Regions from separate parts of the Homo sapiens genome. Here region 1 is linked to region 2. The links are chromatin contacts, found by Hi-C or POLR2A ChIA-PET in ENCODE. All regions are on one chromosome and are shown on one strand. Each heading gives the region's core, a stretch centred on a gene start or an enhancer-like site at or near the end of the contact. The rest is flanking DNA. Distances are from core to core; before and after follow the strand shown.

The links. Hi-C counts contacts between places; a loop is a spot of excess contacts on that map. ChIA-PET counts read pairs that join two places held with the same protein, here RNA polymerase II (POLR2A). Pooled maps may share reads with other maps.
Region 1: a loop to region 2 is called in a pooled map, with 2.6 times the contacts of the local background. The contact joins two enhancer-like sites. A Hi-C loop is called at or near these places in 1 of 50 pooled maps. POLR2A ChIA-PET finds 5 or more read pairs at or near these places in 2 of 52 experiments (H1 and PC-9).

Annotation. Positions count from the first base shown.
Region 1 is chrX:154,367,606-154,370,305 of GRCh38, reverse strand. FLNA (filamin A) reads left to right here. Exons shown (of 48, transcript NM_001110556.2): 3 at 2,216-2,464; 4 at 2,568-2,665. Among named protein-coding and RNA genes, the nearest start is that of FLNA, 5.7 kb to the left of the region's middle. RefSeq lists a silencer at 801-880 and enhancers at 874-1,399, 1,321-1,460, 1,400-1,927. Within about 2 kb of position 1,450, at least 38 of the 41 ENCODE cell types and tissues checked have a DNase peak (open chromatin) inside an H3K27ac peak, as active enhancers do; they include PC-9, where a contact is called at or near this core.
Region 2 is chrX:154,601,250-154,605,864 of GRCh38, reverse strand. No RefSeq gene overlaps it. Among named protein-coding and RNA genes, the nearest start is that of CTAG1B, 16 kb to the left of the region's middle. Within about 2 kb of position 1,709, at least 4 of the 41 ENCODE cell types and tissues checked have a DNase peak (open chromatin) inside an H3K27ac peak, as active enhancers do; they include PC-9, where a contact is called at or near this core.

The sequences.
Region 1 (2,700 bases), core at 201-2,700, 240 kb after region 2:
CCAGAAAGAAGCATAGTTAGCAAAACTGCACCCGGGGTGAGTTGGGCGTGGTTGACTGAGAGACCTGGCTTGTAGACTACTTGGACGCCAACTTTTCTCTTCATCTTGGGCCAAACTCTTGCTTCCATGTAGGCCTTGCTTTTCTGCGTGTAGCACGCAGGAGTTGGTTGGTAGATGCTCCAGCGTGCATTGTGCCAGCCCAGTGTCTGTGTCACTGGACTGGAGAGGCTGGCATTGACCAGGCCTGCTGCAGCAGCCCAATTCGTTCTCAAGATAGGGGCTGCATGAGAGGGCAGGCCCCAGAATGGGTGACTCGGGGGTGATGTGGAACAGGGAGAGGAGAGGGATGATGAGTCTTCTCTTCTTCAGAATTGAGAGGCCTTCCAGTTACCCTGCAGCCCTGGAATGGCCCTTGCTGAACCCAAGAAAGTGAGGGACCAAGACTTGGGTTCCCCCAGCCACTCAGAGGGCAGATCCCAAGAACCAAAGTTCTTTCTTTGGAATGCCAGTTGAGGCGAGGGGCAGGCCCACCCCCACAAGTCCCAGCCTCAGTCTAGCCAAGCTGAGTCATCTCAGTCCTGGATGGTAGGGGGGGCGACCGGATGTGGGGAGGCGGGCCACACCCCAGCTCTTTAGGGGGGGTCTCCTCCCTCCTCCCAGCTCCCCTCCTCCTTGTGAGCTGGCTGGAGCAGGCCTAGTTCCCAGAGCTTTGCCATATAAGGCAAAAAAATGTTGGAAAGCAGCAGTGATTAGGGGAGGGAGGGGTTGGCTGGCCCAGGGGCTGGGGAAAGGGGGGTGGGATGGGGCGGGGCCATCCAGCCAGACAGTCTCCCAGCCCTGGGCCCTGGTCCTTCCCTCTCTCTTTTGGGAGGGGGATGGGGACGGAGTAGGCTGGCCTAACATGGACCTGGTGGGCCTGGTTGCTCCCCGTGTGGGGGTCGTTGAGGGGTCTGAGGCTGGACTGGGGTGGGGGCCTGATGGGAAGCCCTGGCTGGCCTTGTTCCCTGGCCCTGCACCCTTGGTCCTCTCCGAGTCCCCCTCCCTGCTGCCATTTGGGGAGAGTGAAAGGCAGCCTCGTGGGGCCAGGACCAACCTGGGAACTGGGGAGGCCACTCTGAGCGGCTCACCTGGCCCTCCAGGTGCTGCCTGCTGGGCTGGGAAGCAGCTGCCATGGACAGCCCAGCCCCTCCTCATAGGCCCGCCCCCTAGTTGACTCACCAGAGAAGTATTTTGTCTGATTATGGGGGAGGCTGACAGGGCTTCTAAAGATGAGCCATCCTGCCTTGAGCCTGAGACCCAGAAGTAGCCTTGGGTGGGGCCCAGAGCCCAGCAGGGTTGCCATGGTGATGGGGGGTGTCAGGGACCCGCCCTAACCACTTCCCCTGTGGCGAGCCTGCCGAGGCCCAGAGGCCCGTTAGGTGGCAAGTGGGTCAGGCAGTGGGTGGCAAGGGGGTTCCCAGTGTCTCCTGCTGCCACCCCGGCATCTCCCGATGGGCCCCAGTGAGTCAGGGCCATGTGGCCCAACTGCTGGTTCCTTTGGGCTCTGGGCCCCTCCCCTGGCTAGGCCTGTGGCCTCCCAACTCCAAGCTTGAGTCTTCGAGGTGGTAGAGGAAGTGGGGGTGGTGGCGGGGGTCACAATCCCTCACCCAAAGGGCGTTTGCCCAACTCCCCCACTTCCCCTGCCTCACCCCACCCACCCTGGAACAACAGTTGTATTTCCCAACCACCCAGGGCCACCCACCTTCCTCTTCCTCAGCCCCAGCCCCACTCCAGGTCATGGGCCCTGGATTCTGGGCCAGCTGGAGTCAGCCTCCTCCTCCTGGTTCCCCATAGGCCCCTGAGGTGTGTGGCGGACCCCTGCTCTGGCAGCTGTGGACACTGTCCAGCTGTTCTCCAGAGCTGCCCATCTGCAGGCTGGGTCTGCCCTCTGCCCTTCCTCTGGGCCCAGGGCTTCTGGCAGTAATCATACCCTGCTGGCATCGTGTGTGTGTGTCTGTGTGTATCTGCCCTCACCCCAAAGTCTCCTTCACCTCTGAACACCCCCTGGGACCCTGGGCAGAGAGGGCCTCATCCACATCCTACCACTGGCCAAGAGGGGGTGTCTACCTCCTCCTTGGCCCCTGCTACCCCGTGCTGCCAGACCCTGACCCCAAAGCCTGGGATCGGCCCCTCCCGCACAGCCGTGTGCCCAGCGTGGCCACTCTTCTACTCACAGACAGCAAGGCCATCGTGGACGGGAACCTGAAGCTGATCCTGGGCCTCATCTGGACCCTGATCCTGCACTACTCCATCTCCATGCCCATGTGGGACGAGGAGGAGGATGAGGAGGCCAAGAAGCAGACCCCCAAGCAGAGGCTCCTGGGCTGGATCCAGAACAAGCTGCCGCAGCTGCCCATCACCAACTTCAGCCGGGACTGGCAGAGCGGCCGGGCCCTGGGCGCCCTGGTGGACAGCTGTGCCCCGGGTGAGGGGGCGCAGAGGCAGGAGAGACTGGGCTGGGGTCACCCATGGGTGGCCCTTGAGGGGGTTCTGCGGCCCCCAGACTCACAGCCTCCCTTGCGCCACAGGCCTGTGTCCTGACTGGGACTCTTGGGACGCCAGCAAGCCCGTTACCAATGCGCGAGAGGCCATGCAGCAGGCGGATGACTGGCTGGGCATCCCCCAGGTACACCCGCCCGGCCTGGCTACAGCTGTAGGGGA
Region 2 (4,615 bases), core at 460-2,959:
CCCCTTATTTAAAAAAAATTTTTTTTGAGACAGCATCTCCTCTGTTGCTCAGGCTGGAGTGCAGTGGCACAGTCAAGGCCCACTGCAGCCTCCACCTCCCCAGGCTCAGGTGATTTTCCCACCTCAGCCTCCCGAGCAGCTGGGACTACAAGCACGGCATACATTGCCTGGCTAATGTTTTCTGTTTTTAGTAGAGACGAGGTATCACCATGTTGCCCAGGCTGGTCTCAAACTTCTGGGCTCAAGCAATTCTCTCACCTTGGCTTCCCAAAATGCCGGGATTACAGGTATGAGCCACCTCGGGGAGCCAGAATTTCTTTCTTAAATGTTTGATTCATTAACCAATAGAGCACCCAGCCTGGAGTTTTCTATGTGGCAAGGTTTTTAATTATGAATTTATATGGGTAATTGATATAAAACTCCTTTTTTTCTTGTGTCAGTTTTAGTAATATGTGTCTTTCAATGAAATTATACATTTCATCGAAGTCATTGAATTTATAGTTACAGAGCTGTTAATAGCATTCTTTTTTTTTTTTTTTTTTTGAGACAGAGTCTCGCTCTGTCGCCCTGGCTGGAGTGCAGTGGCGCGATCTCGGCTCACTGCAAGCTCCGCTTCCCAGGTTCACGCCATTCTCCTGCCTCAGCCTCCTGAGTAGCTGGGACTACAGGCTCCTGCCACCATGCCCGGCCAATTTTTTTGTATTTTTAGTAGAGACAGGGTTTCACCATGTTAGCCAGGATGGTCTCGATCTCCTGACCTCGTGATCCACCCGCCTCAGCCTCCCAAAGTGCTGGGATTACAGGCGTGAGCCACCGCGCCCGGCCAATAGCATTCTTTACTAGCCTTTGACTTGTTTCACTGATGTCTGCTTTGTGATTTATTAGGTCCTCCTTCTGCTTGTCTGGGGCTAACTTTCTCTTTTCCTCTAGGGTGCATACCCTTCCACCCACCTTGAGGAATCCATCTGAGAAACTCCTGGATTTGCAAGTTAGGTAGAATCCACCAGCATCTTAATGACACCACCACGTAAATAGTTTTTAGAATGTAAATGTTCATCAGCCGCAGAAAAATTAAATAAATCACTGCACAACTGCCCCAGGGGAAAAAGTGTGAGGAAGCTAGAGAGAGAGCATGGTAGATAGTTGGGTACTAGCATAGAAAGAGGTTAAAACAAGTCACCAGATCTCTGCATATAGGCTATGGCACACTCTTGTTTTGGCAGTGTGCTCCCGCCACGTGAGCATGTAGGGATGTGCACAGTAACTCCCTGGAAAGCCACCTCCACGCTCAAGAGTGCTCATCGCTGGACAATAGCTTTAGGGAAATAAAACCTTCACCTTTTAAATCTCAGACTTCCATGTTGAAATATTTTCATCAAGCATGTATTACTTTGGAAATACACGCCTTTACTTTATAAAAGAAGAGTCTGCTCGAATAAGAAACCATCTCTCCTAGTCCTGTTCTTTCAAAACATTGGAAGTGGATTTTGAGTGTGTTGAAATGTCTGTGCCACAGCAGAGGGCACCTGTTGGTTTTGTCACCCAACCTCTGTTCCCCTGTACCAGTGTGCATATTTCCCCTAGAACCACTCCCTCCCTTTCCCTTCAGCAGTTTTGATTCTGCTGGAGTTGACTTCACCCCAGATTCCAGGTGGAATGACTCATCCTTCCTCTCTCACTATGTGATGCCAGCTTTCCGCCAGTTCCTGCCAGAAGTAGATGTGGTCTGAGGCCCTCACCAGAAGCAGATGCTGGCACCACCCATCTTACAGCTGCAGAACTATGAGCCAAATAAAACTCTTTATGAATTTCTCAGCATCAGGTATTCCTCTATAGCAATGCAAACAGACTAAGACAGGGATTGAGTCCTTGCTGAAAAGCTCTCAAAAGCTGCGATGGTAGAAAAAGCAGCGAATGAGTCTTCTGTGCATAAGAATCCAAATAGGGAGGAGTGAGCCTGCAAGGGAGTCCCAGGAGGAAAGGGAGGAGGAGAACGGGCACAGGGACCAGCTCTTTCCAGATAGGGCTCCCCAACCTGGTCCACAAGTGCGGGCTTCATTCACCCAGAGCTTGAGTCTTTAGTTTCATTGTCCCGTGACCCCGTCCCGCCACCTCTGCCCAAACATGGCCCAGGTGCAGCCGGCCACCCTAGCCCCATGGCTGGATGGCTAGAGCTGGCGGCTTTTAAACCCAAGTCAGGTGGCCCCAGTCCTCTGCTCTAAGCTGTCCAGTGGGCTTCCCTCACTCACAGTGAAAGCCAGAGCCCTGATGGCAGCCTACAGTCCCGACATGATCGAGCCTTTCCTCTCTGGCCTTCTCACCTCCCACACTTGCCCTTGCTCACGCTGATGCAGCCACACAGGGCCCCTGGCCCTTTCTGGAACACACCAGGCACACTTCTGCCTCAGAGCCTTTGCTTGTAATCCCAGCACTGTGGGAGGCTAAGGCAGAAGGATTGCTTGAGGCCATGAGTTCGAGACCAGCCTGCACAACACAGTGAGACCGCCATCTCTACCAAAAACATGTTTTTTAAGTTAGCCGGGCATGGTGGCATGCGCCTGTGGTCCCAGCTACTGAGGAGGTTGAGGCAGGAGGATCGCTTGAGCCCGGGAGGTGGAGGCTGCAGTGAGCTATGGTCGTACCACTGCACTACAGCCTGGGCGACAGGGCCAGACCCCATCTCTCAAGAAATAAAAATAAATAAATAAATAAATAAATAAATAAGAATAAATGCTTGTTGAATGAATGTCTGTTTCTCATTTCTGCATTTTCTACAGTTAGTGCAGGGTCAGGCATAGAGTGAGAAGAGCAGAGGGCAAAGGGCGAGCCAGGTCGCCGAGTGGGAGTGACGGGGACAGAGTTAGGAGAGAGTCAGGGAGGGAATGGTCTCAGGACAACAGGGGCTCAAGCACCTGGTGTGGGACCACACCCTTGGCTGGTCTGTTTCCCTGGCATCCCTCGGGGAGGCGTTTGTTTCCTCCTTCCCTTGGCAGGACCTGGTGTTTCGCCTGCTATTTCTCCCCGTGCGTCCCTCTATCCCAGCAATCTTAAAAGATTCTCGAAATTCAGCAAAGCAAGAATCAAGGAGAGTTCAGTGCCAGTGGAGCTGTCAACTGCAGGAGCCATTTCTACTAGGACCACTGATCCACAAAGTGGGTTCAGCGAAAGCAGAAAACCCATTTTAATCATGGTTTTGCTCAGCATAGGTGGTGACTGTGATTCCAGCTTCCCAGCCACTTTCGCGTTGCACTGAGGATTACTTGGTTGTTTTACTTACCTGAAGGGCACCTGGAGTCTTTGAGCTGGACAGGTCCCCAGAGGGCCACGTGCCCACTCCTCGCCTTAGAGCTCTGGGTCAGGAAGCCTTCTTCCTTGGATGACCCACCTCCTGCTACTGCCCCCGCCACTGGCTCCTGCCCCAGGTCCCCTGTCCCGACGGAGCCCAGCCCAGCTTGGGCTTCCCCTCTGGCATCTCCTCTCGCTATGGTCACAGGAGCCCAGGGTGGAAGGACTGGCAGAGGGAAGGGTGACCGGCCTCCCTCCAGACAGGGGTTCCCTCCAGCGAGAGCCCAGCCCCCTCCTGCGACCCAGCCCAGCCTCCCCCAGCCCCTCCATTGTCCCTGGCCGGCCCTCCCTGCGGGTAGGCAAGAACCTGCTTTCTGGGTTCATGTGTGTCTTCCTTGGACTCGTGCCCTTGGCTATAGCTTTGCCACGTCAAATCATGTCCACTCTTTTCTCTGCACCATGCTGCGGAGACATGGTGTGTGTTTTGTTTCCTTTGGGCCCTAAACCTTGAAAACACTGAAAGACACAAAAAGGAAGGTAAAAGTCACACAGCATGCAGACGCTTGAAAAGTAAGACATGAAAGTCAGAGTGAAGGTTCCTGCTCCTTCCGTCTTTCCCCACTCTCCAGAGAGAACCATTCTTAGCTGCCAGGGACATTTTCTTCCCTGCTTGGTACTGTGCATGCAAACACGCACTCACACACTCACGCACTCACGCGCACACACGTGTTCACACACACGCACGCACACACACATACACACACGTGCATGTGCACAAACACCACACTCACCCACTGCAAACATTCAATGGGATCATAGTCTACAAACTTCCCACCCTTATTGCAGTAATTTAATTTGTTACTTAACGAAATGTCTGGGAGCGGTTTTCAGTCAGCACTTACTGGCTTACTTCATTCTTTGTAGCTGCTGCATTCCGCAATATGAATGCGCTCTAATTTAACTAATTATAGATTAATACTAATAACAGAAAGTAATAATACACATAAACAAAAATAAAATCTAACTAAAATAAATCATAATTTCATCAGTCTTTGAGTACTTTGCTGTTGAAGTGGCTTCTGGCATTTCTTTTTTACCACAGCCCATGGCACAGAGCACATCCTGGCATAGAGCACGGCATGCCCGGCTTTTCTCACTCCCCTGAGCACCCCTGGAGAGGAGGCCTGGGGTGACCTGGGAGGGGCAGAAATCCAGAGAGCAGCCCCGTCTAGGAGACTCTTCCGTTGAGAACCATCTGCTGTCAGTGAGAGTAGCCCATCCTCAGGTGAACAGTGGCGGGGCCCAGTGGCTTCCTAGAGCTCAGACAGTG